2 separate regions of the Homo sapiens genome follow, and region 1 is linked to region 2. Evidence: read pairs that join two places in POLR2A ChIA-PET (ENCODE). Cell type or tissue: A673. All regions are shown on one strand.

Region 1 (5,000 bases), 120 kb after region 2:
AATCCCAGCACTTTGGGAGGCCGAGGTGGGTAGATCACTTAAGGTAAGGAGTTCAAGACCAGCCTGGCCAATATGGTGAAACCCCATCTCTACTAAAAATACAAAACTTAGCCAGGTGTAGTGGTGGGCACCTGTAATCCCAACTACTCAGGAGGCTGAGGCAGGAGTATCGCTTGAACCCAGGAGGCGGAGGTTGCAGTGAGCAGAGATCGCGCCACTGCACTCCAGCCTGGGTGACAGAGGGAGACTCCGTTTCAAAAAAAAAAAATGGGGAACACACACGGCCTTCAGCAGAGAGCCTGGAAGATGGTAAGCAGCTCTTTGGTACACCCCCTGTGTATTCCTTCCTCCCCTCGTGCCCACAACAGCTCCGCTGGGAAGCCGCCATCCTCTGAGAAGACATTTTAGCAACAGAGGAGGCCATTTTGCTTTGAGAATCAGAACCAAACCCTGCAAGGCCAGGACAGGGAAAGTCTCAGGCAAGTCACGACTGTGGCCAGGGCTTGCTGAACACAGGAGGGCAGGGGGCTGGTGGCGGGGGCAGGCGGCCTCTGCATGGCTTTAAGAGGAAGCAGAGATGGGGGCGTCATGGCTGTGCTGGGGATGACACCCTCTCCCTCTAGCTGGGTGGCCTTGGGCAGGGCCTTTCCCTCTCCAAGCTTTTGAGTCCTCAGCCTGCAATGGTGGACTCCAGCCCCCCTCACACCACCTTGCAGGTGAGTGAGGAAACCCAGCACCAGCACCTGGGTGTGCAGCGTGGGAGATGTTTTAGGGATTCCACCCCTTCTTGGAGCTTTTCTATTTAAAACAATTTTTTTTAACTTTTTGTAGAGATGGGGGTCTCACTGTGTTGCCCAGGCTGTTCTTGAACTCCTTGAAGTTCAAGTGATCCTCCCACCATAGCCTCTCAAAATGTTAGGATTACAGGCGGGAGCCACCGTGCCCAGCCCCTTCTAGGATCATGTAGTGCTTCCTGGGTCCTTTTCCTCTTTATTCTCCCTCCCCCTGCACCCCAGAACTGATGTGGGGCTGATCTGACCTTACTGACAGGGTGGGAGCCCGGGTGCCCTTCCTACCCTCCCCAAGGGGCTCTACGACCCTCCAGGACAGTCTTTGCCCAGGTGCCCTGAGGGCTCCTGGAAGCAGCAGTGAGATGCACTCTGGAGTAGATGGCTCCCTCTCTCGGCCTCCAGCCTTCGAGTCCACTGACATGCAGCCACAGCCATTCCCGGCTCCACACTTGGCCCTTCAGCAAGGCCTCCTCACCACATCCTGAGCCTGTTCATCCCCTCCTCCCTGAGGCCACCGCCCGGGTCCACACCTCCTCATCTCCCACCTGGACCATCCATGGCAGAAACCTCCCATCTGGTCTCCTGGCCCCTCCTCGATGATCCCAACTCTGCCCACACCACAGGTGATCTCCTGATCTCCTCTGGCGTGAATCACACTGCTCTGCCCCCCAGCCCACCTGGCTTGCTGTCAGTGCAGGGTCTAGGCCCCTCACCCCTCCTTTACCCCCATCTCCCAGCCCCTCCCCAGTGTTCCAGCCCCACTGGCCTTCCTTTGCATCTCCCATGGTTGTGCCCCGCTCCTGCCCCAGGACCTTCGCACATGCTGTCCCTCAGCCCTGCAAGAACCATCTGCTGGAGCCGAGCAGAGGCTGCCTCCTTTGAACGGGACCTGTACCCTCCACTCCCCTACCGCTGCACCACACCAATCCATCATCACACTTATGATGTCATCTTCTCAGAGGTGAGGTGCATTTCTCAACTGCTGTCTCCATCAAACAGGTATCTGGGGAGGGCTATGGGCTTGCAGTGGCCACCCTGGTTTCATTCATTCATGGCACCTCCCTGTGCCTGGGGGCGGCTGAGTCTGTGACCACTAAGGGCTGGGGGAGCCCACCGGAGGGCAGGTGGTTAGAGTGACTAGATTGGCATTTAGAAAATCGGCTTGATCTAGAAAATTGGCTCAGATAGGCATTAGAAAGTCCCTCTGCTCCTGGGTAGGTAGTAGTTAATGGAGCTGCAGGGAGTTTAGTTGGGAAGCTCCTGGGTGTCCTGGTGACAGATAAGGGCGGCTGTGGGAAGGGAGAGAAGCAAATGTTTTCCAGAAATAGAGGTCAAATGGAGAGCATTCAGCTGCTGTCGCAGGCGCTGCCCAAACTCCTCCCAGATTCCTCCCCTAGCCCCCATCCCTTTACCCCTCCCCCCAGGGAACTTTCTCTGCCAGCAGCAGCTACCTACATTTTCTAGTCAGGCGCCATCTTTTGCTGCTGGAACCAGCTTTGCCTGCAACCCCTGGAGAGGCAGAAGCTCCCAGGAATTCACGCACTGCCCAGAGGGCAGAAGGGGGGGATCCCTTAACCAATCACATGCGGTGGGCATAAAATTCCAGCTCCCTTGCCCCTGATCAGGACTCCTACGGGGTGACCCAGCACCATGTCATGGTCACCAAACCCCTGTCTAGGGTCAGCTTCTAGGGAACATGCACTAAGGACGGTGACTTCAGATTTGGGGGCTGAGAGAAGAAGAAGGAAAGGCGTTTGCACAAGGTTTTGACTTGTGCAAGGGTGGCCAGTCCCGAGACGGGACGCATCAGACAGGGATCCCTGACTCAGATCGAGGGATGGCTTCAGGGTGCAGTTTCCTTGAGGACAAGTGGTTATATCAGTTTCGTGTTGCCAAAAATCATCAGGGCAGCGACCAAGCTGAGCACAGATGCAGTCCACTGTCCAGAAGAAAGGCCCCCAACATCTCAGCGCCGTCCCCCTCCCTGCCGTGGGGCGGAGCCGGCCAGCATTTTCCTGGCCTGGGCCAGGCGCAGCTAAGGCTGAGACATCTGCACAGGGCAGAAAGGGCCAGATCAGGCCCTTCCTGGCAAGCGCCTCCCAGGGGACAATGTCAGTCCCAGAAAGCGTGAGTCATGAGCAGGGGACCCCCACATCCCTGGCCAGGACAGGAGGTGCCTCCGCAGGGACTTGCCCCAAAGGGGCACCATCTCCAGTCATCCTCAGAGTCAGGCAGGCTTGCCAACCTGTCCTTTCATCTCTGTCTTGCTCCCAGGCAACCCGTAAACCCCTCGGGGCCCAGAGGCCACGCCTCACTCGACAGCTCGGGAGAGCCGGGCACAGGGGCAGAAGCGACTTGCCGAGGTCATGCAGTGACATGGAGCCACAGCCTGGCTTCCTGACACCCCTTCTGCCTTACCAGGCTGATGCACAGGTTTGCCATGTGGGAATTCCCCAGGCCCACCCTGCTGCCATGCCCTGGTACCCTGTAATCTGGAGGCATGTGGGTGCCTGTCACCCAAGCACCCTTTCTGGCACAGCAGGAGGAGAGAGCCAAGCACCCAGGGCAGCCCCCAACCTCAGGGATCCCCAGCTCCTCCTGTACCCCTTGACCCTCCCACTCCTCCAGGGGCTGCCTCATGGTTGGTGGGTCCCTGTCCTGCCCTGTCCTAGTGTGGGTCCTTCAGGGATGGCTGGAACGCAGGGCTGTGTGGCACCCAGCACACACCCGGGGCCCTGGGAGAGGGTGCGCCTCTTCCTTCTGGAGTGTGAGCTGCCTCCTGCTCTGCACTTGCCCATCAGGCCAGGTGGTGGGGGAAGGGGCGCAGGCGTGGATTTCCCTGCAGTCAGGGCTGCCCTCCCACCATACTGCATGGGGAGAGATGAGGGGTAGGGGTGCTGGGTGCACAGGTGGAGTCTCCCTTTCTCTCTTTGGTGCCTTCATAACCCCTTGCCCACCTTCTATCCTGGGAAGCTTTGTTCCCCGTGGGCCACCTACTCCAGCCCACCTCCTCGGGTGGCGACAGTGGGCTCAGTGTGTTCCTCCCTTCTCCTTGCCCAAGACAGGATCTTTGGCCCTTATTAATAAAAACAACCAAATCTGGCTGGTGCAGTGGCTCACACCTGTAATCCCAGCACTTTGGGAGGTCAAGGGAGGAGGATCACTTGAGGCCAGGAATTCGAGACCAGCCTGGACAACATAGCGGGACTCTGTCTCTACAAAAAAAATTAAAAATTAGCCAAGCATGGTGGCGTGCTTCTAGCTACTTGGGAGGGTGAAGCAGGAGGGGATGCTTGAGCCCAGGAGTTTGAGGCAGAAGTGAGCTACGATTGTGCCACTGCACTCCAGATGAGGGAGACCCTATCTCAAAAAAAAAAAAAAAAAAAGTACAATAATAACAGTCAAATCTATTAAGTGTTTACCTCATGCCTGGCGTATAGCTGAACACGTGGCCCATATGACTTTATCCATGATCCCTGTTTTTCAGGTAGGAAATGGAAGCTCAGAGAGGTTAAGTGGCCCACCCCTAGCGCACAGCTAGTATATGATGGGGCTTCTACGTACCTCTCAGCCCTGGGCCTACCTTATTCTTCATAAACCCATGGAGGTTGCAGGTCTAGCCAACATATACACACAGGAAGCTTCTGGCAGCTTGAGAACTACTTGTGACATGAATAATCACAGCTGCTACTTAGTAGGGGCTGCCTGAAAACAGCACTTTGGGCCGGGCGCGGTGGCTCACGCCTGTAATCCCAGCACTTTGGGAGGCCGAGGCGGGCGGATCACGAGGTCAGGAGATCGAGACCATCCTGGCTAACACGGTGAAACCCCGTCACTACTAAAAAATACCAAAAAATTAGCCGGGCGTGCTGGCGGGTGCCTGTAGTCCCAGCTACGCAGAATACTGAAGCAGGAGAATCACTTGAACCCAGGAGGCGGAGCTTGCAGTGAGCCAAGATCACACCATTGCACTCCAGCCTGGGCGACAGAGCGAGACTCCGTCTCAAACAAAACAAAACAAAACAAAACAAAAAACCAGCACTTTGTTTTTATTTATTGATTTGACATTTAGTTCAATTTTAAGAAAAGATGGTTCAAAATGCAAAAGAGATAAGAGGGTCTCTTTCCCTGCTGGCCCCTGTCGTCCCCCAGCCACCCCAGTTCCCTTTCTGATACCAGTTTCCTCAATTCCTTCCAGAAATACTTTTT
Region 2 (5,000 bases):
GTCTGCAGCATTGCCGGGGAGCCTGTGTGTGAAGCCTTCACAGTGGACCACTTTCCTATTACATTTCTCCGCAACTCCCCGCTTACCTAACATCCTGCCTGGAGGTCCAGAGAATCTACAGTCCAGTGTTTTAGGAGGCTCTCTGGATTTTTGTTTCTATTTTATTTTATTTAGTTAGTTTTTGAGAGAGAGTCTCGCTCTGTTGTTCAGGCTGGAGTGCAGTGGTGTGATCTTGGCTCACTGCAACCTCTCCCTCCCTGGTTCAAGTGATTCTCCTGCCTCAGCCTCCCAAGTAGCTGGGATTACAGGCATGCGCTACCATACCCAGCTAATTTTTTTTTTTTTTTTTTTTTTTTTTTGGTATTTTTAGTAGAGAGAGGGTTTCTTGCCTTGTTGGCCAGGCTCGTCTTGAACTCCTGACCTCAAGTAATCCACCCACCTCAGCCTCCCAAAGTGCTGGGATTACAGGCATGAGCCACGGTGCCCAGCCTATTTTAATTTTTTGAGATGAGGTCTCACTACGTTGCCCAGGCTAGTCTTAAACTTCTGGGCTCAAGCACCCCGCCCACCTTGGCCTCCCAAGGTGTTGGGATTACAGGCGTGAGCCACCAAGCCTAGCCAGGATTTTGCCTTTAAAGCGCCTAATCTCCTTTCTCCATAAAGACGTGAGGTAAGCAGTTTTCCCTCCTGTGTTTATATCTCCCCCAACTCACACCATGAGCTGCTTCTATTAAAAGACACAGGAGATGGATAACTGGTGTTGAAAATGATATCACTTATTTCAAAGGGTAAAAGGGAAGTTGTGTGTGGCTTTCAGTAAAAGCTCACAGGCCTATTCAGTATCGGCCACTTGATGAAGAAGCCTTACTTTGTGGTGGATGCCCCCGGGTCTGGCCCCAGTGGCGCCTGAGAGGCAGCAGGTAGAGGCAAGAGCATGCTCTGAAGGCTGTGATTCACCTCGTAGGGCGGGTGGGGCTGTGTGCCCTGGCAGCCTTCTGCACCTACTGAGTCTCAGGCCTCCCCCACCTCTGCAGGGCTGTCCTGAGGGGCTGGCACTGCACAGGGAAGGGCGCTGGCTCGGAGATGGGTAGAGTTAGTGGGTAAATGGGTACTCCGCAGAGTCTGACCGCCAGCATTCAAGCTACCTCTGCTGCTTGCCAACCAGGTGACCTCAGCACATGGCTTAACCTGAGCCTCAGGTTTCCTTCATCTGAAAAATGAGGAAAATTGTCAGGAAAGCTTTGAGCACGATGCCTGAAACACAGCAGGCCTCTGATAGGTGTAAGCTCAAGTTCCATGACTCAGGCTGCAGATGATCTGCTAGGCTTTCTGGTAACCCACGGGTAGCTGAACTTGATGCCTGAGCTCCCCCTCGTAAGTTACCCCACTTTTCTTTGCAGGAAAGGTGTGCTTAAGTAACAGGTACTCAGCAGGGGTGTTCTGACACCCTGGGACTGCCATGGGTTTGCTTCCTCAGAAGGCTTCCCCGTCGGCTGCCCTCTCTCACTGTAGGGTCTGCTTGGACTCAGTGTGCAGAAGCCCTCCATTATCGACAGAAAACAAGCTCCTTAAAAACACACTTAGGCCAAGCACAGTGGCTCACGCCTGTAATTTATCCAGCACTTTGGGAGGCAGGTGGACAGATCACTTGAGGTCAGGAGTTCGAGACCAGCCTGGGCAACATGGCAAAACTCCATCTCTACAAAAACGAAAAACTAGCCACGTGTGGTGGTATGCACCTGTAGTCCAAGCTGCTTGGGAAGCTGAGGTGGGAGGATCGCTTGAGCCCAGCAGGTCAAGACTGAAGTGAGCCAAGATCACACCACTGCACTCCAGTCTGGGCGATAGAGTAAGACCTGTCTCAAAAAACAAACAAAAACAAACACACACACACACACACACACACACACACACACACACACATGCCAGGTGTGGTGGTGGGAGCCTGTAGTCCCAGCTACTTGGGAGGCTGAGGCGGGAGGATCACAGCCTCCCGGGAGGTTCCCGTGAGCCAAGATCATACCACTGCACTCCAGCCTGGCTCTGTCTCAAAAACAAAAACACACACAAACACAAAAAAGCCCATGCTTAAACCAATCCCTGGCTTGCAGGCATTTCCAGCATTTCCTTGAACGTTTTTGCAAATACAGATTTGAACATAACTGATTTCAGTTCCTGTCCCCAAAACTTTTGGTTCCTTCCTTCCTTTTGTTCGTGGCACAATGGTGAGAGTAGGTGCTCTGGAGTCAGAATCTATCAGGGTTTGAGGACTGGGTCTGTCGTCTATGAGCTGTATGACTTCGGCCGAGCTTCTGAAACTCTGTGGGCCTCGGTTTCCTCTTCTATAAAACACGGTGGTCGTGACAATTAAATATACTAACAAGCGTTTGATCCATAATAGAATCCCCAATGCATGGTGACTGTCGTTATCCTCATCATCATGACTGTCCCCAGTCTAGTGGGAGACAGGCCAGGAGGCAGGAAGCTCCCCCTACCCCAGTGTCGAGGCCCCCATGGAGCAGGGAGGAGCTGGGATGAGGAGCATCCTTACCTGGGCAATCTGTCCAGACCCATCTCAGGGATCTCCTCCTCCTGTACCCCCCACCACCTCCACTTCCCTGCTGGCTCCTACAGCCTTTGCACCCCCTTCTCATGGTGCTTTTGGGGCATCACATGGTGTGCACCCTCATCTCTTATGAATTCAGCTAGACCTGCTCAGCACAGCAGAGTGAGAGAGAGAAGGGCAGTAGGCTTCACTGGAGTGGCCCTTCCCTGCCATCCCTCACAGTGAGCCTGGGCCCTGGAGTTGGGACATTTGGAGAACAAAGCCACTTTTCCTCAGCCAGTGCGGTTACCGTGGCCATACTCGTCCCAGTGAGTATGAGTCTAGGACTCAAAAAGTGCTTCAAGGCCTCCTAAACCCTAGCTGACACTTCCTGTGGCACTCAGGCAAAGGAACAAACAGGCTTCCAGTGTACAGGCCGGGAGCATGCCCTGCTGGACACTTCAGTGATTCTGCCCGGACTCAAGGGTTGGAAGGTGGGCAGTGACTGGTCACCTTTCTCTTCATATCTATACCGCCTGGCACTGAGGAGTCACCAAATGAATCTGTCTTAAAGCAAAGTGGGCGTATTTTTGAAGAAGTAAATATCAGCCAGGCGCCGAGGGTGGGCAGATGCACCCTGGGCACAGCACAGGTGGAAGAGGGCAGGGCGTGTACAAGACTGAGCAAGAGGAGGTAGAAGGCGAGCCAGGATATGAGGGTGTGGCAGTGCAGAGAAGGGGCCCTGCTGAAGGACAGGAAAGTGGGCTGGGAGCAGCTCCAGGAAGCCCACTTCCATGGCACAGTTAGCAGGGATGAGGTAGCAAGAATGGAGGCGGCAGCTGGTGAAACATGCCTCTCTCATTCACCCCAGGTGAGAGGACAGTGACCCAAGCCACGGTGCGTTCAGGGATGGGGCAGGCTTGGTTAGAAGGGAGGACCCACAGGCTTCCTAGCCTGTTGGGGTGGAGGGGTGACGAGGGTCTTTGGACGACAGGCAGGTCCTATCATGTGCTTGTAGAAGCCATGGTGGTTAATTTCTGCCTTCTTTTGTAACTGTGGCATTAGGAAGCAGGACTGACCCCATTCCTCTAAATCATGCCCTGGTCTCAACCTTTCCTCCAGAGTACTTCCTCTTTTGTACAGGGCCCCTTCCCAGCCTGTGGCTGTCCTAATGAACCACCTTGCTGTGTCACCTTCAGGTGACCAAAGATGAAGGCTCCAGGGGCTCAAAGGGGAAACTGAAGGGTAACATGAGTCAGGGGTTCCAGAGGCTTGACTCAGAAGCTCTGCGCCTGTCCTGGGCAGGCCGAGCCTGATAAGTTTCCAGCCCTAAGGTGTGATTGCAGTAAACCTTCTGGAAGCCAGAGCCGGCTTCATCTACAGATGTGAGGTTTGTGGGAGGAGGCAGAAGTGCTCTTGTGGCTTAACGGGCCCTCTTGGCTCCAGCTGCTCAGAGGAGGGGCAGCTGAGAGCCACACAAGGCCTTGCCTCTGAAGTTTGAAGCATTTACAGGCACCACCTCCCCCCCTACAACTTTTTCCAGGCCACATCAGGCAAGCTCCTTTCTTAAGAACTGACCTTGTGTGTCTCTTTTTGCATCTGAGTTCTTTAGAAAAATCTCTCCCTTTTTTCCTGTGGGGCCCTGCATGCCTGCCTTGGCCCCACTGCCCGAATATGCCTTCTCTCATTTCCCTCCTGCCTCTGCCGTGTAGTTTCTAATGTAGCTCAAATGTGAAAAATTAGGTTTGCATGGTTGCCATGAATTTTACGTGAATCACATTTAAATCAATAAAGCCTGTAGAATGAATCAAGTTATCGTTATTATGAGGTAGCAGGGGGCTATTTAAAGGGGCTGTGGGCCTTTAAGCACATAATGGAAAAAGTTTCCTACTACTGGATGATCCCCGATAAAGCACTTAACCTTTTGCAGCTCTGGGCTCCCTCAGTACCTGTGATGCGTTTGAAGTTTCTACTTTCTTCTTAGCAGGTGTGATCAAGCAGAACTAGAATGAAAGTCACATTTTCCATGACTTGTTTCTTATTTGAACAGTTGCTAATCTTTTTTTTTCTTTTTTTTTTTAAGTGGGTAGTCTTTTAAATGACATTCTGTTTCAAATGTGTGAGCTTGGGATCTTTGATGTAAATAGCAGGAAAAAGTGGGCGGTAATGTTATGGAACGTGGAAAGCCTGCCTTTTCTAGGTCGTGCTTTTAGAGCAAGAACCAGAGAGAAGAAAGAAAGGAAAGAGAAGATGAAAAAGAAAAAAGGCTGTGCAGGGGTCACGGCTGGAAAGGCCCTCATAGCAGCCTGGCACATCATGTTCTGACTCTGGGTGCAGGGCTCCCCCCACCTCCCCATTTTCACCTTGATCAGTCCTGACATTCTCTCCACGGGCCAGCTCTGGTCTGTGTGTTGGGAATGACCACTCCAGGAACAGAGTCCAGGCAGTCAGCATA

What was found. ChIA-PET counts read pairs that join two places held together with the same protein. Peaks named below come from ENCODE experiments on the same cell type or tissue, not always from the same donor. Only the 100,000 strongest peaks of a DNase experiment are listed, where the experiment ranks them.
Region 1: POLR2A ChIA-PET joins it to region 2 with 10 read pairs; 4 of 35 experiments call an interaction of 5 or more read pairs at or near these places.

The regions. Positions count from the first base shown.
Region 1 is chr16:11,210,052-11,215,051 of GRCh38, forward strand. It overlaps LOC107984859 (a long non-coding RNA gene), which reads left to right and starts at 884. Exons shown (of 4, transcript XR_007064984.1): 1 at 884-1,414; 2 at 1,601-1,752. RefSeq lists enhancers at 738-1,332, 2,805-3,064, 3,255-3,304. In A673, no CTCF peak of the experiment used is centred here; no DNase peak of the experiment used is centred here.
Region 2 is chr16:11,090,480-11,095,479 of GRCh38, forward strand. The region is part of intron 19 of CLEC16A (C-type lectin domain containing 16A); the gene reads left to right. Among named protein-coding and RNA genes, the nearest start is that of CLEC16A, 150 kb to the left of the region's middle. RefSeq lists enhancers at 933-1,022, 4,394-4,443. In A673, no CTCF peak of the experiment used is centred here; no DNase peak of the experiment used is centred here.